Linked DNA regions of Homo sapiens: region 2 is linked to region 1. Evidence: chromatin loops called from intact Hi-C (ENCODE). Cell type or tissue: heart right ventricle. All regions are shown on one strand. Each heading gives the region's core, and the rest is flanking DNA. Links, peaks and the distances in the headings are about the cores only.

Evidence for each region. Hi-C counts contacts between places; a loop is a spot of excess contacts. Peaks named below come from ENCODE experiments on the same cell type or tissue, not always from the same donor. Only the 100,000 strongest peaks of a DNase experiment are listed, where the experiment ranks them.
Region 2: it touches region 1 in a loop (2.2-fold over the local background); 7 of 110 quality-filtered maps call a loop at or near these places.

Annotation. Positions count from the first base shown.
Region 1 is chr5:88,884,497-88,896,729 of GRCh38, forward strand. All of the region lies in intron 1 of MEF2C-AS1 (MEF2C antisense RNA 1), which reads left to right. It also overlaps a transcript of MEF2C not described here. Among named protein-coding and RNA genes, the nearest start is that of MEF2C-AS1, 7.3 kb to the left of the region's middle. RefSeq lists enhancers at 4,841-5,377, 4,964-5,163, 5,378-5,912. In heart right ventricle, for the core only: no CTCF peak of the experiment used is centred there; a DNase peak (open chromatin) is centred at 5,145; H3K4me3 peaks cover 4,941 bases; H3K27ac peaks cover 5,201 bases.
Region 2 is chr5:89,039,293-89,051,525 of GRCh38, forward strand. The region is part of intron 3 of MEF2C-AS1 (MEF2C antisense RNA 1); the gene reads left to right. Among named protein-coding and RNA genes, the nearest start is that of MEF2C-AS1, 160 kb to the left of the region's middle. In heart right ventricle, for the core only: no CTCF peak of the experiment used is centred there; no DNase peak of the experiment used is centred there.

The sequences.
Region 1 (12,233 bases), core at 1,636-9,635:
GAGATCTCGACTTCATCGCGGGGCCATGAACTTTCTAATCAGTTTGGAAATATTTACCGAGGAAGCAGCTTCCTCGGAGTTCCCCCCCTCCCCCCACTCTATCTTTTCCACACCTTACTGGACTTCATCCAGGTCATTAACATGTAAACCAAACCAACTTCCCAAATGCATTAGGCTACCCTAGCCGATAGCTGATGACTTCACTTATCCTGAAGAGTTTCAGCTGCACAGGAAGCAGAAATAGAGACTGATAAGGGAGGATACTTATGTTAAGGTTAAAGCATGATAAACACTTTTCCTTACAAAAAAAAAAAAAAAAGGCTTTAATATTTAGGCTACTAGAGATTGGGCACCTCCCGCCCTAACCAACTGTTAATATATACCATGCCCAATAAAGCCAAAGATAAAATACATCAACTAGTATAGAATCATGAAAAGACAAGATTGCATGCCAGTAGAATTATAGATTACATAAAATGTTTAAACCAAACTATTTTTTAAAAAATATTGTGAAAGCAAGAAGGGAAAATTAATAGAACATGGAATATATGAGATTAGACAATAGTATATTGAAATATCTAGCTAACTAAAGATTTCCTCACTTTAGAAAATTCCTTTTAGCACTACGTTTAACCCAATGACTAGTTGTATTTCCTGTTAAGTTCAGCAATATGCCTCCAGATGACTATTTTAATATATGAGGACAGTATGGTTCAAAAAGCCTCCTGCTTCAATGTAGGAGGTATTTGATGTGAGTAGCTTCTCTCAGAAGAGTGGCCTCAACATTTAGGCAACTGTCCCAAGGCTTCACTTGAAAGGGGAAGGTTTATTTTATAGGCAAGTACAACTAGATCTGAACAATCTTCAAGTTCCAGCTCATCATTGTGACTATCAGCAAAACTAAGACCATTCCCTCCCTTTTATTATAGGAATGCATCACAAACTGTCACAAAGCAAAAACCATCTGAAATAGTAGTATTTCTTGCAGATTAGTATTTACAATGTATTTTGTTTGCCGGTTTTTCAAATGTTGAGTTTGCCATTACCATGAATTCATTTTAATAATATGGCAGAGAACATCTGTATCAGGTTTCCATTCAAAGTACAACTTCTCTGAAAATCCAAAAATTTAAAGGGCAAAGATATTTCGAATACTAAGATATGTCTATATATGGTGGTAAAAATAAAATTAATTTTCTTCAAGATTCACGAAGGTCCTGAAAAAGCAAAGCATTTGAAGGACCATCTAAGTTTATTGCCATAATACCTAAAATTAATGCAGTGAGTTACAACAGTCTATTTGACATGAGCAAACACATAGCCAATACATGAATTTCAGCCCTGCTGTTTTTAATGAATTATAGAGGGTATTTCTGTTTACCACAGTACACTTCAGTTTTAGATGTTCTTTCAAAAAGAAATTATTTTATTTTACCTTTTCATATTTTAAATAATTATTTAATAATACCCATTATAACAAACCCATAATTATTAATGATACTGCAAGCATTCAAAAATAAGTATAACCCCACACTGGATAATTTGAAAATAATTTGGATCTGGAATGTATCACAGTTGGCCTTTTAAAATACAGGATTTTCCCCTCAGCAGATTTAGCTTCTTAATTATGTGTGACCTAAGTTAATATTACCATTAGTTTTCTTCCCATGAGCCTTTACAGTTGAAGCAGAAGAGATATGAAGAAATATACATTAGAAAATCACCTGAGATTTAAAATTATTCATGAGTAATCCACAAAGTAGTTAATCCAGAGTGTGCTTTGTATTCTTTAAATACTTCTGGACTTTTGGTTTCTGTTTCTGTTTTTGTTTTTTCTTTAAAATCATCCTGATCCTTGCCATCTAATGATACTTGGTTAGGATCAGACTATTTTCTCATGTAGGGAGGAGCTTGTACTAGGTGTCAGGAGACCTGGATTCTCTATCTAGTTCAAAATTTGTGCCTTACTAAGGGATTTGTCCTTTCTAGGCTTCAGTTCGCTTATGTGTTAAATGAGTTCTGTAACCTATTCCAGTTCTATCATTGGAAAACAGAAAATGTTTCTACCCTTTAAACCAATTGGAAGGTAGGGTCTATCCAGTTAAATAATAGGTGACAATTCCTTTAAAAGAAAATTATGTCTGGGATTGATGTACTACTGTACCAGCTTTTATTTTTTTCTAATCACCAAATATTTCTCCTACATTAAGTTGTAAATGCTTTATTGTTAATGTAAATATAGAGTCACTTGTTTTTCCCTCAAAAGAATTATGTTTAGCAATATATTTAATTAAAGTGTCATAGAAGTTACAGAGAGCATGCTCCTCGGGATTTTAACTCCAGGGAAAGCTAATATTGCAATTTCTGTTCAGAGCTGCATACCATCTTACTCCAACCTCCTCTCTTCACTACTTCCCTACATTAAAGCAGCGGTCCACTAAAGCCCTGTGCACTGGGTCTGCCTGCTTTTAAGCCTGGCCCACGCTGGGTGTAGCTCTTGAAGTGAGCTTTAAAAATTATTTTAAAGTGAACTGGGGCGGTTGCCACAGCAACCCACCCTGAGATGAAGAAAGGCTATAGATTAATGTACCCCTTAAGATTATTCAACTGTATAGTATTTGTTCCTCAGCCAGAATACTTTTAACACAAACATGATAAGTGAACATGGTGGTTTAGAAAAATCTAAAAAGCAGTGAAACACAAATTCCAATAGCATTACATATTTTAATCTTTGTCTAATTATAGTATTGATGATACACAGGACTTCCCATGAAATAGATTAATTTTATAAGATACAGTACTTGCAAAAGTAGGCCCTGAAAGATGACATGATCTTTAAGCAAAATGATATGTCATTGCTTATAATATAAAGTGTATGGTGGTCATTTAACTCTTTATTATTGTTATACACGTCTATTCTGTAAATACCTAAGGCCAAGGAGTTTGGCAGTTTTACCTTTATGGTAACTCTGTGGTAAATGATAAAAACAAATGTGAGCACTCACCACATACACTTCTTTACTGCCACAATCATTTGCCTTCCGTTCTTTACTTCATCTCTTCATAGAAGTTACTTCACAGTTTGCAACTCTTCTTTGGCACCTTCAAATGTGGAAGTGCAAAACAGTATATAGTATTTTGTTAATGCTGATATGAAAATACTTTCAAATAGATTTATTTCTAAAACTTCTAATCTGAAGTAACAATATTCTGATTTTAAACCAAAGTGTTTTGAATATAAGACAACTGAAATTGTCATGCATTGTGATAATAATCTTTAACATAAATAGTGCCAAATATCTAAATTTCAAAAATTCACTAGGTGCAGCATTAACCCAAGAAGAATATACAGCATGTGGAATGTCTGTGATTGAGAATTTGCAATATACAAAGGATTTGTTATTTCAAGACAAGGTTTACACATATCTAAGGATTCTATGTTTATCTGTATTTCTGTACCTTCAGTTTTATATCTGATAGAGAATTACAGAAGAATGTCAAATCCATTATATCCGAAGCTAACACAATTTGTCAAATCGGGAAATGTTTGCAATGCAGTTGAGGTTACTGAAAGGGCTTATTTTATGCATTGCCTAAAGGCCAATTTAAAATACTTTGGGATTAGTGATGTGTATTCAGTACGGTTTATAAATTCTATTACCAATAATACCTTATTTTTCCAAGCAGTGTTTAACTATACTGAGCACAGACAAATGCTCCTGTGTTCTGATTTCTGTTTTAGTCTGGCTTTCCATGACTTTGTGCACACAAATGAACCTTTCCTTGGCTTCAGACTGAGGCTAGTCCCAGAAAGAGAACCAGCCTTGAGACACATCAGACCAGGATGGTCAATATCTCTTTTCCCATTTGTAATAGCAGGAGGACTTTGCATAGTGAAGAATCATTTATAAAGCCTCTATATTTGGGTTGACATCTCTGAGGTTTATTTTTAAGTTGCTTCAGAGTCAAAGAGAAATGAAAAATTTTGGCCAGTTTTACTTTATGGGTGTTAGTTGAGTTTAGGTTTTTAGGCTTAGGCCCACAGTGAGTGAGTCCAAACTTGGTCTTGTAGTCACTACCAAGTGATTTGGTGAGTTCTCTTTCTTCCAGTTGTGCTTCATTTTACAGTCTATTAAGTGAGAATCATAATACACATCTCCCAGGGCCTATTCACCTTATAGAAATGCAATCTTCATGAAATAACATCTGAAAGGTATGGTAAGGTTTTTTTTTTTTTTTTAAACGACACTACAAATTATGATACATTTCTTTCTTTTCCTGTAATCAGTATGTCCAAATAAGGCTTGATCAGTAATTTGCTTGCAAGTGTGTGGCTGATTCAAAAATAACCACATGCATGAATAAATTTAATGCGACTTTACCTTTACTTACAAAATTGTTAAATGTTGTTCATCAGAACATTGATTCTATCCCATTTCTTGAAATATCACAGAAACCTTCAATTCAAGGAATGGATTTTCACACTTCCCCTTTTAACTGTTTCTTCTAGATACCTTACTATGTGTGTGCTTTTTCATTTTAAAAAATCTTTACCCGGGGTTGTGGTGGAAGTGGGGATTAAAAATCTCGTCCTGCGTTTTGGTGCCCACTTCTTTGTTTGGAAAGCAGAGCGCTGGGACTCAATCCGGACGGCCCTCAAAGACCCAGACGAGGGACGCCTCTAGTTTGAGCAACTCACTCCGCTGAGTTATTGATTGCAGGCAGCAACAATCCCTCCGGTTGATTTGTGTGAAAAGTGAATCCGCTCTGGCTGGGCGTTCAGCAGAGGCGCAACAGCTGCAACGCCATCCAATTATTGCCGATCCTCCCCTCCAACACTGCTCTCATCACCTATATACTCTTCTCTCTGCCCGTCTCTGCTTCCCCCCCCTTCCCCCCCCCCTTTTCTCCCGGCCGACGGAGCTGAAGGGGCGGGGGTTCCTTCCTTGGAGTGTTTCTAGAGCTCGGAGGCTGCTGGTAGGGGGTGAGTGCGCCACGTGCGTGCGCCACGGGCGAGCAGGAGGCAGGCTCTGGGCCCTCCTGGGGACCTGCTGGACCTGCTGGACCTGGGTGCGACGAGTGGGCGGCCACGCTGGTTTGGCGCGGGGAAGGAAGGGGGTGTGCCGACTTGTATTTAGTTGGGGGTTGTGGAAGTCACGGCTGGGGGAAAAGCGTCCGGTGGTTTGTTGGTAAAGAGGGTGCGTGATGGGCTCTGGGGAATGGAGGAGGGCGCAACGGCTGTGGGTGGACTGTGGAAACGGGCGGTGGCAGTGCCGGGGTAGTTGTCCTGCTGGTCTGGTTTTGGGATCCTGGGCTGGAGAAATGCGATCCAAAAGAGCTCGGGATGGGCTCAGAGCGACCCACGAAAATACCAGGGGCCAAGTAAAATGAACCCACCCTTTAACAGTGCACAAAGCGCTGGCACACGGTCCACGTCTGGTGACGCAGGCTGCCCGAAGCGCTCCAACCATTTTGCAAACCTGGGAGAGCAAGAGGGGCTCTGCAGGTCTAGCCGCCGCCCCTGTCCCACTCTGGCCAGCCGGAGTTTTTCACCTGACAGACCAATAGGAAAGAACACGGGCCCCAAACTGGATTTTATAGTCTGAGCTCTCAGCATCTAAGGAATTATATTTCAAAAAACAAAAGCCAACTCATAGCTCTATTAAGCTAACGCGTGTGCGAGTTTTGGCTAGGAAAAAGCCACAAAGTAAAGCAAGAAGTAGGGTATTCAGGATAAAACACACACTTTAAAGACAAAACAGAAAACTTCCTTTCCCCTTGTACCCCCTTTATTTGTTAACACAGGGGAACGGTTCTGGGATGTCTTACAAAAATGCTGTCACTAAATGCAGATATCTGTGCTGTTCTTTGACCTGTCTGGCATTGTGGAATACTCAATTACATCGAAGGTGTAAAAACGTTTATGTTATCATGTTCTTGAAACATTTAGCGGCTACCAAGATGGTAGCTATTTAAATTAATTAAAATAAGATAAAATAAAAATAAATTCTGTCCCTCAGTTCCACTGGCCATATTTCAAGTGCTCAATAGCCACATGTGGCTAGTGGCTCCCTTACTGGACAGCGACATGTCAAACGTTTCCATCACTGCATAAAGTTCTGCTGGAGAATACTGCTATAGAGTTCAAAATGAATGCTGGTTAAAAAAAGAAAGAAAGAAAGAAATTACTTTATGACTGATACCAGCCACATTTTAGGACACTCTTGGAGTTTCTGTTACTTGGCACTAGTGTGAGAAGCTTTAAAGTCAGACTTTCAGTATCTTCCTGCTGAAAGAGACCTTGGGGAACACTTCACCCAGACACCTAATTTTTTTATAGGCAAGAGAAATCAGGCCCAGAGAAGTTAAGTGATGCCCCCAAAGTTATGTCATAAATTTGGAAAGAAGATAAGGTCCCCTAACAGGGTCCAGTATACTTTGTGCCAGACAAGGACATCTTTCTAGGCAAATTCATCTTACAGAAAGTCAACTTGACTGAAAATTTTAGGCAAGAGTACCCTTTTACAAGAAAAAATACTGCTAAGTATTCCTCCAGGAAGAAATTCCATTTAACAAAGAATGAGGAGCATGGGGAATAATACTATCTCCCAAACTAAAAATGTATTATTGGTAGTGTCATAGATTCATATAATGCCTTTTCTAAGAGGCTAATTGGGATAACACTGTGCTTCATTCTACTTTAAAAATTCTGAGGAAATGGGATTATCCTCTTAAAGAGCTAAAAAGCATTCTTAAGGTCAGGGAGGAAAGGTGTCACCTAAAGTGAAAATTTTTAGCAAAGCATAATCTTTCTCAAATTTGATAAAGATATCGGAGACATTGATTATGATATAACTAGGATGGAATTGGCTCAGAAATGTTAATAACCAACCAACCTTTTTTTTTTTTTTTTTTTTTTGAGACGCAGTCTCGCTCTGTCGCCCAGGCTTGAGTGCAGTGGTGCGATCTTGGCTCGGCTCACTGAAAGCTCCACCTCCTGGGTTCATGCCATTCTCCTGCCTCAGCCTCCCGAGTAGCTGGGACTACAGGCGTCCACCACCACGCCCAGCTAATATTTTCTTTTTTTGTATTTTTAGTAGAGACGGGGTTTCACCATGTTAGCCAGGATGGTCTCGATCTCCTGACCTCGTGATCTGCCTGTCTCGGCCACCCAAAGTACTGGGATTACAGGCGTGAACCACTGCACCCGGCCCAAACAAAACATTATTACAAATTACACTATCTGAAACATATAAGGCAACAGAATACATCATAAAGATTTAGACAAAGCATAAGCTTTCTTATTAGTTTTATTGTTTTGTTTTGTTCTGTCTTTTGGGTTTGTTTTGTTTTTAATGCCATGTTTGTATTCTATATATCTTATTGTTAATTAGGAGTGAACTGTTGGTATTAATTCTGCTCTTTTATAGTAGTTACCTTTTAACTTAACACTTAGTTAAGGATCCCCGAAGTGTCCAAATAAGAGTACTTATGAATATTAAATAATTTTAAATTAATAACAATAAATTATTTTAAAAGTGTAGATTTACATTTTTATTTGAATTATTGTCTTTATTGCTCTTCTTAATTTACCATTTGCGTGTGGTTCAGCATTCTTCCCATTCTCCCTAAAATCCAGTATCCTTAGAGAAAATGTTTCACTTCTTCAGGTGCTTGTAGACATGGAAGAAGGCCTCACCTTCTCCATGGCTGACAACCGAGAAGGCTGGTCTGACTTGGAAGAAGCTGTGTGGCCAACAGCCAATTGGCTGTATCACATGGTAACTGTTTGATTATGCATATGGTTTAAATCTCCCTTTGCCTCAGTTTCCTCATTTGTAAAATGTGGAACAAAATGTGCTATCCTCAAAACTTTGTTTAAGGATTAAATGAGCTATTCAGCATAAAGCACAGGGCTGGAAAAGTGACAAACTGCGGTAAAAATTAGCCATTCTTAATCTAATGCAAAGAATTTCCACTTCTATACCATTAAGTTCTTTATTCACCTATACTGGGGTTATCACAGCAGAAAGAAGTAGGTCATCCGAGAGGTGGGAATTGGTTCAGGATGAGATTTACCTTGGAAGAGGTAAAATGTTTTAAAATACCATGACTTAAGTGTACAGGTTGCCTTATTTCCCTTTCACTGACATCATGCCTCTAGGATATTTTTTCTTTTTTGGGGGGATGCTTTATTATACTTGTTAGCCACTTGGTTGCTGAAAAGGCACTGAAAACTCAGAGTCTATCCTCTTTTCACCCTGGTTGACCTTTGGAATGCTATTGTCAGCCAAGATGACATTGATATCTTCAGTCTCCCCCTAGCTTGAATTCTTTAGGTCAGAGTCCGCTCAGATTGTCTCCTGATGTCATTCCAAGTGTCTGATGGCCGTCTATGGCAACTGGGTTGGGCAAAAGCCTGCTGGGAAGGGGTAGCCCACAGAATGCCTAATGGAGCGTTCTGTTCAAGAGGACCTAGAAGTAGTTCTGTTAGACATATGATCAACACTACAGCTGTGTTAGGGGACTGTACCATTTCTTGAAAAACAGAAGCATAGTCATTTTGCATTTTTGGTTCTAATAAAGTCCCACCTGAGATGTTTATGATTTATACTGATTTTATGATTAAGTATGTATTACAGAAAAAAACAGACTTAGAGAATGTCAATAAAAATTTTATATCTGATATTCACGCTAACACTAGTTATTAAGTGAAGACCCCAAGTTAAGACAGAAGAGTTTAGAAAAGAAGGAAAAGAGCTACCGCATGGCAAAATGTACATTATTCTATCTTTCTAGGTATTTTTCTTTTTCTTTCTTTTCTTTTTTTTTTTTATGGAGTCTTGCTCTGTTGCCCAGGCTGGAGTGCAGTGGTGTGATCTTGGCTCACTGCAACCTCTGCCTCCCATAGAGATGGGGTTTCAACATGTTGGCCAGGTTGGTCTTGAACTCCTGACCTGAGGTAATCCGCCCACTTTGGCCTCCCAAAGTGCTGGGATTACAGGCTTGAGCTACTGTACCAAGCCATTTCTAGGTAATTTTTTAAATGACTATGTTCTACTTATCTGGATCTTACAAAATTATTTATAAAATATTTTATTTATAATCCTAAATTTTAAACCAAGCAATATAATAGAAAATGTTATGTTTTCAAGAAGGTAAGATCATGCATAGATCTATATGCTTTCAATACGTAATTTTATAGAAATTGTGGAACAAGGAGGCACATAATTATATCAATATTCTAATTTCTTAGGAAGAAACAGAATTTTCACTGGGAGGAGTTTCTAAATTATTTTGTAATATGGTGAGAATTAAAAGTAAAACTCAATAAAACTTTTAAATTTAAGTGAGTGATTAAAACCAGTTTGTTTCACCAAAGTACTGATTGAGTCAAAGACTCAAACAAAAGGCCAGATTTCCTACGGACTATTACTTATTTATTCATTTATACTAAATGTGTAGTTAAATCTTTTAAATCAGTAATGTTCTTAGTCATAATACAATGATATCTGGAGTATATATGCAAAAATAATACTATCTTATTAGAATGTGGGTTGAAATGAATATTTGAAGTACCTAACATTTAATGGCCACATACTATTTGTCAGGCTCTGTATTAATTGCTTTATAAACTTTTGTTTCCTTTTATTCAAAGAACAACCTTTTAGACATGTACTATTATTGTCCCCATTTTAAGATTTTACACACTAAAGCTGTGAGTGCTGACATGACCTGCCCAGGGCCACATAGTTCCTAAGTGCCAAACGACATAAAACCAATGTGTTTGTTTCCAATACTCTACCCTTAGCTATGATGCTATACTGCTTCCTTGTATTCATAACGTTTGTTCACTTATAGTGATAATATAATAGATATTTTTGTCCCACCAGAAAATATTTCAGAAATACATATCTAAAGGCATGTCATCCTCTTTAAGGTAGACACTTTAGAAGACTATTCATTTATTTCAGTAATGTTGTCTTTGCTCAAGTCTATTTAGAAATCTCCTCAGGGATTTGCTACACAGTCTTAAAACTGGCCTGATTGTTGGCAAATCCTTATCATTAAGGATGAATTTTTTCCAAAAGTAAATCCAAGCCAAATGTAGTAAACAGGATGAAAACTAAGATTTGAGTATAAAGCATTAGATTATTTGATATTTGTCTCATAAATTGACACTAATTGAAGATATAAAAGAGGAATTTCAAAGTATTTTTGATATGATTTTATAACCTTTAAGGAGACAGTTTTGACAAGTAACACTCGTAAAAGGTCTGGTATTTTTTTAAAAAAGTCATTTTCACTAAATTAATAGTTATAGATCATGTATAAACAGCATGGGAAATGTTCTTTTCAAAGAGTATAAAATGGGCAGCGGAGGGTAACTAGGAAACTCTGGAGCAGAATCCACGTTTAGACACTAAATAATTGTTTTGACCTTAATTTTCTAAATGCCCTTTTTGTAAAATGGGGAAGGTGGCAGGAACTACCCATGATAATGATTTTGCCGAGAGAAGCACATGAAATTGTACTTCTGTGGCCACTTAGTGCCTCGCATATAGAAAATTCTCAATAAATGTTAGCTATTATATACCATTTCACTTTCAAGAAATACCCCATATTCCTGGAAAACATCTCAATGTTGTAGTTATGTAATGATATTTTAAAAGATGTTTTCTTTTCTGTCAGTTTCATGCTTCCAAACAGTTATTTTATGTAAAGTATTTGATATATAAAGTAAATATAAACATTTATGGTCGTATGTTTATTCAGTTAATATGTATTATATCAAGAAGTCTTACATGTTGGACTGCTAACTATATTATCCTTGTCAGTGTTCTATATAATATTGTCTTTAGATAAACTTTTTTGGGGTATTCTTATTGGATTTCATCAGACTTATGAAAGTAATGACATACCCATTTGCCCAGAATGATGCTCCAAGATTTTATTTTTTAGTTACCTCAGACATCTTCTAAATTGTTTATTCATTATATAATCTTAAATTTAAGGGAACTGAGCATAAATATGTTGAATTAGTGGCTTCCTATTAGATCCCAGTGAACTCCTCTTAAAACAGGGCTCTTATCTGTGTAGCATATGCGCAGTTGTGATGTTGTGAAAGTTTGTCTTTACATCACTCTCTTCCCTATACTCACCTTCAGCAGGCCCTGCTTTCACTTTGGCATGCTCCACTCACCCAGCAGCAATTTTTACAATCAGTAATAGCTCTTTCACGAGTGCTTCTTTCTCCTCTGGGCCTTCCACTGATGCGACCTACAAAGTCCTTTCATCCCTCAGCCGCCCCTTTATGTCCGCGGAATTCTTTCCAACTATGTTCTATCAGAGGAGCCGGCCACTACAGCCGCCTAATCCATGACACGGTATCATTGTGCAATCACTTTAAATGAACCTCTCTTCAAAAGTTTTCTGAAAAGAATTCATAATCCAAAGGAGTATCCATGCTTCCACAGATACCCTGCTGTGTTGGTCAGGTGGTGTTTTAGGGAGCACTTTCAGTATGTCTCAGGTCCCTCCCACCAGCAGCCACTTCATTTGTCCACACAGATCTAAGCCTTGGATGCAAGCAAATGGGAAACCTGGCCCTTACTTGAGGAAGCAATTTTGTTTTTGAAAATGTTGGGATTGGAAGATGAACTCTCTATCAGCAAAATATTAAGATACTCCTTGAAAATTTATATACTTAAAAAATTGTACATTGCATTACCTGTTCCCCTGGTCTCTTTTTCTATTCCCTCTTTGCAATATGAGGCAGGCAGCCACTGCGTGTCCCTTGTACCATAGTGACTATGTTGTCACTCAGACTTACCCTGTGTGCTCTCCCTTCTGCCCCACCAAAGCCACCAGAGGTGTAATTAGTGATTATTTATCCAGAAATGTCTTGAACAGGGTTTAAGAACTCTTTGAAGAGAATATGTACCACTTGTTGGATGAAAGAGAGAATTTGAAACGGTTGGGGAGAGGTTTAGGGACAGAGGGCAAATTTCATTCTGCCTTCTATCTCCTCTATTAAATCACAGATAAAGCATCTTCCTATGTGCAAAGACAGGGTACATAAACAAATATTTCCCAACTTAGTGTAGTCTTAAATCTTTAAATAAAGAGTATCCATATCAAATGGAATGCAATTTTATATTAAAAATCATCACTCAAGATTCAAAAGGAAGAAATAAGATTCTAAGTAAAAGATTTTGAACACTACTAAAGTA
Region 2 (12,233 bases), core at 2,435-10,434, 160 kb after region 1:
CTTGAATTCTTCTCACTCCCTGAATACTTCCTAGGACATGTCAGGCAGGGATTGTCTTAACTCAAAGAACTGTCTATGCCACTCATTTAGCCAACAAGTATTACAGATTTGTGAATGGGCTCTCTTGTGGCTATTATTTACTTGTCGATTGTGTGCCTTCTTTTTTTTTTTTTCTTTTTTTTGAGCCTCACATTTTCTTTTTTTTTTATTGTTATTATACTTTAAGTTTTAGGGTACATGTGCACAACGTGCAGGTTTGTTACATATGTATACATGTGCCATGTTGGTGTGCTGCACCCATTAACTTGTCATTTACATTAGGTATATCTCCTAATGTTTTCCCTCCCCTCTCCCCCAACCCCACGACAGGCCCCGGTGTGTGATGTTCCCTTTCCTGTGTCCAAGTGTTCTTACTGTTCAATGGGACTGTAAACTAGTTCAACCTTTGTGGAAGACATTGTGGCAATTCCTCAAGGATCTAGAACTAGAAATACCATTTGACCCAGCCATCCCATTACTGGGTATATACCCAAGGGATTATAAATCATGCTGCTATAAAGGCACATGCACACATATGTTTATTGCAGCACTATTCACAATAGCAAAGACTTGGAACCAACTCAAATGTCCATCAATGATAGACTGGATTAAGAAAATGTGGCACATATACACCATGGAATACTATGCAGTGTGCCTTCTTTTCTAGATAGATTTCAGAAGGGAGGGACTACATTTCTACCTCTTTCTATTTTTCCTAGTGCTAATTTACAACATCATATGAAATGCAGGCCTTTATTACTTGATTTCAGATATGGAGGCAGGTGAGTATAGGAGAGATTAAAATTACATTCACAGACACATACCATATTTCTCATTCTCTAGCATAAAATATTTCTAAACATGGAATTGTACATCTGGGTGACAACCCTCAAACTGCAATTGGGAGCTAAGGATATAATCTTTAAAACAATTTGGTATAGTTTTGTTTTGTAGCTAATGTTTATTAAGTACCTATTGTGTGCCAGGCACTGTGCTGAAGATTTACACACAGGATCTTTTTTAATTTTCACAACTACCTTGTGAGGCAGAGACTATCCTATCTTCAATTTGTAGATGGAAAAAAAAAAAACCAGGCTCAGAGAGCTTATATAATGTACCCAAGGACACAGAAATGGTATATAGCAGAGAACCGGGATTCTACCTGGCTGTCTGCTGTCTGACAATTGGGCCTTTTCTCATCATCACCACTAATATAGCAAAATACAATACAGTGAAAAGATTACCTCACAGATGGATTTGGCGACTGCTTTTAGAATTTCAGTGAGTAACATGAAAACTTAAAGAAGAGTGATAAATGTCAGGATGCTTCTGTGGAAGAAATGTGATTGTTTGGTTTATCACAAGTGAGCAAAGAATGCTCAGAGACTGGACTGGTATTTAACAGTATAAATCTGAAATCATGAGAACAGACTAAAGGAGTGCAATAGAGAAGGGAAGAGAGTGTCTGGGAGGCTGCAATACGGTAGGTTTGAGAAAAATAAGGGAAGGGGCTGAAAGTCTTCTGGAATAGGCTACCCCAGAGAAAAAGGAAGAGGGATAGACTAGCCTATTGTAAGTGAGGAGATGCTAAGAGAGAGCATAATGAGAAAATGGGCCATGTGTAATGACTGTCTTAGCTATCGTAACTCAATGGAGTGTAGTTCATACATTCTCTTACACTAATAAAACTGCTGTTCCCTATACTGTATTTGCGAAATGGCAATGGCTAAGAAGCCAGAGAGAGCTGGGGAAAGATTGAAAGCCATGAACGCTCCCTTTGATGGGACAGTTCCTTCCAGTCTCCATCTTAGGCATTTATACTTGTAAGGGTAACTTGAGATGATCCAGCAATTGTCAAATGAGTGAGTTCTGTGGTGCACCTCCAAGTTTTGTCTTATCCTGCAAGCCCACAAAAATCTTCCTATGTAGGATTAGTCCTTAAAACAGTCCTCACTGGGGAGGAAAAGGTGAGGACGTGCCCCCTCTTCTCTGTGCCCGTAGTTTTAATTGAGCCTCAAGTGAGTTTCCTTAGAAGTCAATTTCCCAAAGGGGACAGGGAAGCGTGTGAAACAAAATGAGAGGTGGGGTCATAATTCCCAGAAGTCTTCTGACTTCTTTTTAGATCCTGGTCAAGGATAGAGCTGTTTGTTGTAATAAAAAACTCAGTAGCAGGAAGTTGAAATGGAGGTTAAACTTAAAAAAAAAAAAGAGCTAATTTTAGCTCCATTCAAAACCCAGGAAAAAAAAATCAGTGTTTACAAAATTAAGATTAATGGGCTGCCAAAATTCAACTCATTAGTTAGCAACACTACAATGTAGTGATGAAGTTTGTGCTGGTTGGACTTACAGGGAATTAAAACTATATGATTGGGAATGCTTTTCCCCTTGCATTTGACTTAATGATTATGGACCTTTCTACTGAAAAGAGTGGGTCTAAAAATTCCTGCCTAAGAGTTTACCAATCTCACTTGTAGTTTACTCATCTCACTTGACATAGAGGGGGGTCTTGTCAAAATATACTGAGTGCTGAAGATCATGGTTATTATAGCTTAAAAGCTTTTGCAGATATTGATCTAGACACTAGAATGTCCCTCCTTGTGTAGATAAAATACTCCTGGAGACTTGAAGGAAATACACCAGGAAAAAAAAACCCAGAAAAACAGAGACTTCTTTTCTTTTTGACAAATATGGAGCTCTTTTCCTTCCACAGGGAGGCAATCAATTGAGATGATGGTTTGTGGAAGGCCTTAGGGTGGACAAGAGCTGATTGGGTGTGCTATGCATAAAGGTCCTTTCTCATACAACATCTCTGTGCAGGAGGTGGGCAGATGGCAGGCCAGCTTGGGGGGATAATTGGAGAACAGAATGAGAGGACAGAGCGTGTGTATAATGCTGCGCTGAGATAACACATGCAGAAATCCCTAACTCCGTGTCTGGCACAAAATAAGGACTAAAATGTTCATTTGGTGTTTCTATTGTTGTAGTCATATATATTCATTTTAGTTCAACTTTTAAAGTTGCTTTATTGCTTCACCAGGGGATCTCAAGTTAACCTCTGACTGGTGATCAGTGTATCAGAAAAATATTATGTTTCATGTAGATATTATAACCAACATTGGCCCTGTAAGAGCTCTCTTGATTTCAGAAAAGAGTGTCTTTGAAAATTCCCTTCAAGTCCCATGAAGTGTATATCTGTGTTTCTTTGAGTCTGATTATCCACCTTACATCTGTACAGAAGTTAGCAATTAGTCTTCAAAGGGGCTAATGGGAAAACTGTCCCTTCATAGAACCTTTAGAGGTGGAAGCGGCCTTAGAAATTCTGTGGCTTAATTTTATGAGAAGACAATGATTTCTTTAAAGCCACAAAACTAGTTAATGGCAGAGAAGGAGTGAGAGGATAGCTCTTTTGAATTCTAGGCCAATATTCTCTTTCCTCAATAGAAGATTAGAGACTTATTTCTTGTCTAAGTTTTTTGAGTAGACTTCTTAGGCAATATAAAGTATAAGCTGGACAAAATATAGGCTGTCCTGAAAGGGAACCTTCCCTTATAGGGTGATGAGAGAGGAGTCAGTAGGACTGAGTGCATTTTTATTGCAATCTTTCCAGCCCACTTGCTGGCTGTCACAGGATAGCCCGGAAGGCTGTACAGCTGTGCATGATTAGGGCATGTAGGTCTCTCTCCGGGCCAACTATAACCTCAGGTGTGGTTTTCCTTATGTTACAGATCAGCTAGGAAGAGACTACTCCCAGTGGGCACAGCATTTCCTTGAGGAGATGAGGAAGATGGGAAAGATTCTAGTTCTCTGAGACAGTGGAGTATGACAATACTTTCCCCCCTTTTGGCTCATACTCAGTCTACCTTTGGTTCTGAGAATACAAAATTCAGGATGCAAAAGAAACATTAGACCCTATGTTTGCCCTCTTCAGTGTATGTTTGCATATGTTTGGGGAGGAGGGAGAAGAAGGAAACTCCTGTATTTTAAGTGGTGATTGGAGGGGTTTGCTGGGAGAGAGTGAAGAACACATAAATGGAAGAGGAAAATAATAAATAATAGCTAGAGACAAAAATAATTTCAGGTTGCTAATTATTACTAAGCTGATTAACTTAAAAGAAATTAAAAGAGCAGATATGATCCTGGGTAGCTACATCATCATCACATCTTTGAGACCACAGTTTCTAGTCACTATTACCAGAGAGTTAATTAGCCCAAACTATGGCTGCTGGTTGCTTTAGTTGTCTTCAACTTGAAGTTTTTTTTTTTAAATATATATATAAGTTTTAAAGCTAATTAGGATACACCTGGGGCTCATAGTGAAAGCCAATACAGCTTTCCCCCAGGAGGTTATTTTCTTATATAAGAAAATTTGAAAAAAGGAAAAATGTCAAAGGAAAAACATAATCTATAGATTTAGAGAAAAAGAAGAGTGTAACCATTTCAGCTCAGTAGACCACAAGGTCAGACAAACGTTGCCTGGAATTGAATGCTGTGTGCTTCTGTTTGAAGAAGGAGGATGCTTCCTAGATGTGTCAGGGGAACTACCTGCCTCCTTCCTTATCATCAGCTGTAACACAGGATGTGGTGTTGCTGGCTGGTAATCTGGAAATGGCTTGTTTGTTTTTACAGATCTGTAGAAAAGATTCAACAGTTGTAAAGGATGGAAAGACTCAAAACAGTATGGGACTCATAATAAAGAAAACTAGGGGGAATAAAATTAGATATAACAGCTTGTGACCATAGAATCTGCTCCAGGTATCCGTTGGACAGAGGTGCCAAATACATCTTCTTGTTTCAAAGAAAAGCCAGTTCTTTCCCCACACCCTCCAGCACATGGTCTTAGAATATCCAGACCCCCCACCCCAGCACCCTTTTTTAAAAAAAATTCAGAAAACCTTTGTATTCTTCTAGATACTGGAACTGGTTTATTTATGGGTTTCATAAAGAAAAGGCACTTCTCCTAGAACTCCATAGGCTTGTGGCTCTCTGTTTCTACCAGGCCTTTCTGGATAGCATCCCTCAGATTAAAGTCCCATTACACACTGGAGAAAGAGGATTTTCTAATGCACAACTGGGATAATGTTACTGTTCAGTTCCTGATTCCACTGAAAAGTTATGCTGAGTTTAAAAATCCTCTTTTCTCTTTCCACAAAAGTGAGTGTAGGGCACCCACTGAGAGCTCCTGTCTGCTCTCTAGAAGATGCTAAAGTTGATTCCTGTTGAATTCTCTTGAAGACTGAAATTTATTTGCCATAAATCAATGCTTTAAAACAGAGTCAAAGGCTGAGGAAATTTGAGAAAAATACCTTTTTTCCCATCTTCAGGAAATAAGTGAACAAATAAATAAGCCTTAGTGCCCAATACCTGAAGAAATATGAAGTGAGGAATAATGATTGCCATCGAGTGTTAGGAATTTAGACATGGGTCTTTTTGCTTCCAGTTTCATGATCTTCCCACCGCCCGTGAAGTGCCACGTGGCCTCCCATATTGCTATACTGTAGTAAGGAAGGAAAAATCTTAGACAGCACAGACAATGCTGTACTGTTGGAAAGCTTTGCCTTGTGTAAGCACAGTCAGCTTGTATATTGTTGACTTTCCCCAAAGGGGAGTTCAGGGAAGCCAGAGTGTGTTTATCAGCTCTATCTTTTTCTCCCCTGCCTACCCTACCCCAGATTGAGGGTATGTGGTTGCTCCCTGGCTCAGGGAATGCTTGGGTATGGGGGGACCACCCAGGCTGTTTGGCCTGTGACTACTGCAGAGTCACCGCAGAAGAAGAAGCAGGGAGAATGGGGCTGACTTTGAAGTTTGGGGATGGGAGAACCAGGGCTATTTTAGGTTTGGCCTGAGGTAACTCACACTTTGTGTAACCTCTCCCCCAATATTTGTATACAGGGAACATCAGACTATCTTGACTACATTAAAAAGAAATAAAAGACCACAAATAAAAACTAATCCGCAGTGGGAGTATGCAGGAGTCCTAATTTTTTTCTTGTTGCTGGAGGTGGTGGCAAAGGGTGAGCGTTAGCAATCAGCTGCATGTTTGCCAACATTAAGCCTCTTGTACCACCTGAAAGTGAGCAATCTGTTTCCTCATCAGATTCTTTAGGAGATGCTGGCCAGTCTTCACATGTTGCAGTGAGGTGAAGCTTCCTACATTTTTAAAAGCAGGGATCCTAGCCTGTCAAAGTCTCAAAGTATGGCAGAACATTCTAAGAACCTGCAACAACCTAAACGTAGTTGATAGAATAAATGGCATACCATTTGCTAGTTCTGTGATCCTGGAAAAGTTCTAACTTTCCTAATCTGTAAAATGAGGTTAAGGATACCTCTCTCAGAGTGTTATTGTGAGAATTAAGTCACATACTACATGTAAAGCCCTAAGCACAGTGACTGGTTGATAGAACCAATCCAGAAATGATGATTCTTGTTACTTGTTAGATAGGTGGCTTTATTTTATTAAGCCTTTTGTGAGAGTGGATCTTAATATGTGGAAGTCACTGAAAGTCCAGCCAAACTTGAGTCCAACCAAAGGGATATGGTTTGGCTTTATTATCTAAGCTCTGAGCCAAGCTGTCAAAAAAGATTGAACACGTATTAGGAGAAAAAAATATATTAAGTGATGAGGTGGGTGTGAGTGAGACCGTAAAGAATCAATACCACTATATTATTATTGGTTTGGCTCTTCCTCATTTATAAACACTGAGCCTGGTTTGAATGGTTCAATTTCAGCCCCATTGACAGGTTCTTCATTTTGTTTGTAAAATCTTGGGCACATTAGGGAAAAGATTTACGTACTTCATGCCCTGTTTTTGTCATTCTGCATGGATCATATGTACTCTATATCTTTGTACTGTATCGTGTGAAGCAATTTCAGGTTTGTTTTGTTTTGTTTTGTCTAATAAGCATGTTGTTTTTCAAATCAAACAGTTTGAGATTGAAGTCGATAATAAATAATGAAATGGCTTGACCACATTGTACCAGGAACTCAGAGAATGGAAGCTTTGCCCCTCTCCTTCACTCCATCCCCAGGATCCATGCTCCCCGAGGTTAGCAGTGTCCATCAGAAAGCTGCCCTCTGCCCTCATTTGTGTTTTATGAGGAAACACAATATTACAATGAAAGAAATCCTGATACTTTCCTTAAGGCAGAAGCACTGAATTTATGTTATCTTGAACTTGAACCTATTCTAGGACTATGCATATCTTCTTTTGGTCAATAGATCAAAAGCAGTGAGCACAGTGGCTCACACCTGTAATCCCAGCACTTTGGGAGGCTAAGGTGGGAGGATCGCTTGAGCCAGGAGTTTGAGATTAGCCTGGGCAACAAAGTGAGACCCAGCCTCTACAAACATAAAAAATAAATAAATTAGTGGAGTATGGTGGTGTGTACCTGTGGTCCCAGCTATACAGGATGCTGAGGCAGGAGAATCACTTGAGCCCAGGAGGTCGACACTGCAGTGAGCTGTGTTCATGCCACTGCACTCAAGCCTGGGTGACAGAGTGAGACCCTGCCTCAAAATCAATCAATCAATCAAAAGCTAGTTACAAAAAAGAGAGGTAACAATGATCCTGACCTTGTAGGAAAGTGAAGCAGTGTCTCTGAACAATGAAGCAATCTAACAGGACAGACAGGAAAGTGAAGACCCAGTTTCACACTGGGAAGTTTAAAAAAATACTGAACGTTCTTATGGAATACTTGTTTTTTCTTTTTAATGCCTTTATTCATATTTCTGTTGTTTTTACCACTATCCTTTTACTATCCAAAGGATTGATACCCAACTCCCATGAATAGATTTTTATTCGGGTAGGACCTACTTATGTTTTTACTTGTTTAGGGCCTAGCTCAATGCTTGGTATTTGCTAAAGTCTGTAATAACTAAATGTATAAAAGAGCTTTTTCATTGATCACTAACACTCTCTGAATTATTGTAGGAGTTTGTCCATACTCATCAGTCCTTGAATTATGAACAAACATTTTAGTACTTGATTTTCTATTTTAGTTTACTGATGCTTCTTATCATATTTTAAAATCATTCTGGACAAGCAAAAACCTTATTGTCTAACTATACTTTTCATTTTATAAGATTCACAAATCTCTCTTCAAATCTTTAGTTTTTATTTTTAGAGGTGATTTAACATATCAGATAACTTTTAAGTATCAGGACAAATCATTCATTTCATTTCAGTTTAGGAAAATGCTATCACCAAGTTCCCTTGCTGCCAAGGCATAGAATTCATGCTATTCCGTGGTCATACCTACCAAGGGGAGAATATGTATTCAATTGCTAATGCTCCACTGGGACTCCTGACAAAGTCATTTTATTATGCCCAGTTTTAAATTGCATGCAGTGAGACTCTTCCCAGGAGCATGGCAATGTCCATTGCTCATGCTCCAGAATTGCTGTGTGGTCAGGTCAGGACTTTATTCTTAATGCTCACTGGGTCATACTTGCTTGTGGGTTTTTATGTGGGAAGCAAGGCAGACACTGTGTGTCAGGGTGAGGCCTTCTGCCTCTTGCCCAGGGAAATTACTGCCACATGAAGGTAGGGCAGGAAGCCAGAGGCTGTCCCAAAGCCTTTGGACAATTTGCCCTTTTTCTTGTTTACATGTGCACTTGTGCTAGAGTGAGAGAATTGTGTTCTGGCAACATGTATCCCCAACTGCCAACTGCTCACATTTCTGGCTGCTGCATGAAGTTGTGTATTGTAACTAGCTTTCCTAAAGGAATTCAACCAGTTGAAAAGGTTGCCTAACTTTGCTGAATATTTAAGGTTACCAATCCAAGTTAGGGGTAAATGTTTTCATTAAAACTAATCATCCCCACTTGGGCATACAGAATCATTTCAGCAGGAGGTATAACCTATACCATGCGTTCAGTGTGAATCGCATGTTCTTGTTCCTACTGCAAAGAACCCAGAAGTTCTGGCAGTGTCCTTCAAGGGATGGTAAAAGTCCAAATTCATGCCAGAAATCCCTCATACATGTGATGAAGACTGAGTAGATTAAAGATCATTGATACCAATTTCGATGGAGTAGCCATGTTAAATATAAATAGGTTAATACTGGAGGCAAGAGTAAATACAGAGGATTATACATATTAATTTTAATGGGGGGGGGCTATGCTATACAGAATAACTGGTTAGTAAACTCAGCAGTTTTGTTGGATCAAACCCATCAGCCATTAATAGGTGGAAATAATCATCCTCCTGGTTGAAAGACCAAAACATCTAGTTTGGAAATTTAGGAGTCATATGCCAAGAGTGAAAAGTATCTCTTTAGCAAATAAATCAGGCAATTCTCTTGTACATGTGACCAATGCATTCATCCTTCGGTGCTTGATTTTGAAACACGTAAAGAAATAATAATCAGATAGACTCTGCATTACTGGAAGAATCTTGAAATTAAGATTGTGCTATGCTGAGGATTTCTACTGCTGGTAGGGAATAATTTCCCCTGCCTTTGCATTATTCATCTCATGTAAATTTTGATAAAGTTCATCACTGTGATTATTATTTCATTTACCACATTTTATATGTTTGTAGCACCATTTCCTAAGGTGCTATAAACCACCATAGGATCTTTTTCCTATTCCAGAATAATAGAAATGTGTGTGTTCTTGATATAAAAGGGAGCCTTTTTAGAAGCAGGTAATTAACATACATCATCATAACTTACTACATTGAACTTACTGCAATATGAGTGTCCTTTCCCACCATGTGTAGGAGTGGGCTTTTTAGGCCACAATATCTATGTATTATGTCCTTATGCACCTTCAGCAATAGGCACCTAATGCATATACCAGGCATATTCAGATGATTTTTATGCTCACAATTATCCTATGAGATGGGAATAATAATCCTCACTTTTATGACTAAGATTCTTTAGCTCAATGATTTCCTCAAATTTACACAGCGAATAAAATGGAAGAGCCAGGATTCTAAACCAGGGTTCTCTGATTGTAGAACCCATGATCTTTTTATGGTCATATTCACTGCAGAGAATTCAGCTTCCTTGACAGAAATTCTAGGCTTAGAAAGGATCAAAAAAATATGACTCATTGGGGTGACTCTGATTTGACAGTACCCTGATAATTCTCCAGGAGCACAGGTGGAAACTCCCAAAATGGGGATGGTTTTTTAGATTCACACAAATTCAGCAATGAAAAATGGGTCAAAGGTCATCTAGCCCAACCTCCAAAAGGCCATCTACCCTACTCTTGGATGCTGCCTGGGCTTTCTTGAGGCAGTTATTTTCTTCATGGTGCAGCACAACTTCTAGAAAGTACTTCATGTTCAGCCAAACTCTATCTTATGGTGCTTTCATACAAAATAAGCCTAATCTAGCCTGAAAGACTGCATAACAGTCTTTCATGATCTACTTAAAGTGGTGAAAGAAAAAAGATTGTGAACTGCATGACAGTCTTTTGTTGCGGGATGTCAGGGACCCCAAATGGAGGGACTGGCTGGAGCCGTGGCAGAGGAACATAAATTGTGAAGATTTCATAGACATTTATCAGTTCCCAAATAATACTTTTATAATCTCTTATGCCTGTCCTACTTTCATCTCTTAATCCTGTTATCTTTGTAAGCTGAGGATGTACGTCACCTCAGGACCACTATGATAATTGTGTTAACTGTACAAATTTATTGTAAAACATATGTGTTTGAACAATATGAAATCAGTGCACCTTGAAAAAGAACAGAATAACAGCGATTTTTAGGGAACAAGGGAAGGCAACCATAAGGTCTGACTGCCTGCTGGGCTGGGCAAAAAGAGCCATAGTTTTTCTTCTTGCAGAGAGCCTATAAACAGACGTGCAAGTAGAGAAGATATCACTAAATTCTTTTCCTAGCAAATAATATTGATATTAATATTCTGTGAAGGAATTCATTCCTGGGGGGAGGTCTGTAAACAGCCGCTCTGGGAATGTCTGTTCTGTGCGGTTGAGATAAGCACTGAGATATGCCCCGGTCTCCTGCAGTACCCTCAGGCTTACTATGATTGGGAAACTCCATCCTGGTAAATTTTTGGTCAGACTGGTTCTCTGCTCTTGAACCCTGTTTTCTGTTAAGATGTTTATCAAGACAATACGTGCACCACTGAACATAGACCCTTATCAGGAGTTCAGTTTTTGCCCTTGTCCTGTTTCCTCAAAAGCATGTGATCTTTGTTCTGCGTTTTGCCTTTTGATGCATGTGATCTTTGTGACCTATTCCCTGTTGGTGCACCCCCTCCCCTTTTGAAATCCTTAATAAAAACTTGCTGGTTTTGCAGCTCAGGTGGGCATCATGGTCCTTCCGATATGTGATGTCATCCCCGGCGGCCCACCTGTAAAATTCCTCTCTTTGTACTCTTTCTCTTTATTTCTCAGCCGGCTGACACTTATGGAAAATAGAAAGCAACTATGTTGAAATATTGGGGGCGAGTTTCCCCGATAGTCTTTCAGATATTTGAAGGGGGTTCCAAATTTCCTCTATTTTCTTTTAATCAGTCCCAGTGCTTTCAACTGCACTCTGTAGGATACAGGTGTGTTTCCCCCATAACCTTATGTTATTATTCCTGAATACTGTGTAGGCTTACGAGGTAGCATTAGGAGCTCAATGCAGTGTATCCAGGATGGATTCAACCAGTGCAGATTAGAATGGCACTGCCACTTAGGAATTTTAGATAATGTACATTTGAGATTACACTTGGCAGCCACACTGAAGTGTCATTTCTTAATTCTAGCCGAGTCTCCTTCACAACATCCCGCACCTTAACAAATGCAGGTCTCAGGTTCCAGTCAAACTCTAAAGTTTTGCAATCTTGTCATAGCTTTAGGAAAGAATCCTCAAGGAAGAGAGTCAAATATACTTGTCTGTTTCCAAGAAAATAGGCAAGGAGGTGGACGAGCAATCTTTAGCACAGCAGGCATTTGTTACTTAAGCTGGCACCCTGAATTTGTGCCTGGGTCTCAGTGGGGATAAAATGTGGTGTGAATGGTCAGAAGTAAGTGGATAGAAAGAATTGTTTCCCCAAATGTCTGAGAGATATTAAGAGACAGAAGACACTGCTTCTTCTAACAAACTCTGACTCCAACATAAGGGTCAGTGATTTAGCTCATATGTTAGTTCTTACAGTACCTGGTGACAAAATTCATGATGGCCGTTATGGATTTGTGTACTGCATTTAGGAGTGTTCTTTCTAGCCTGCCATGT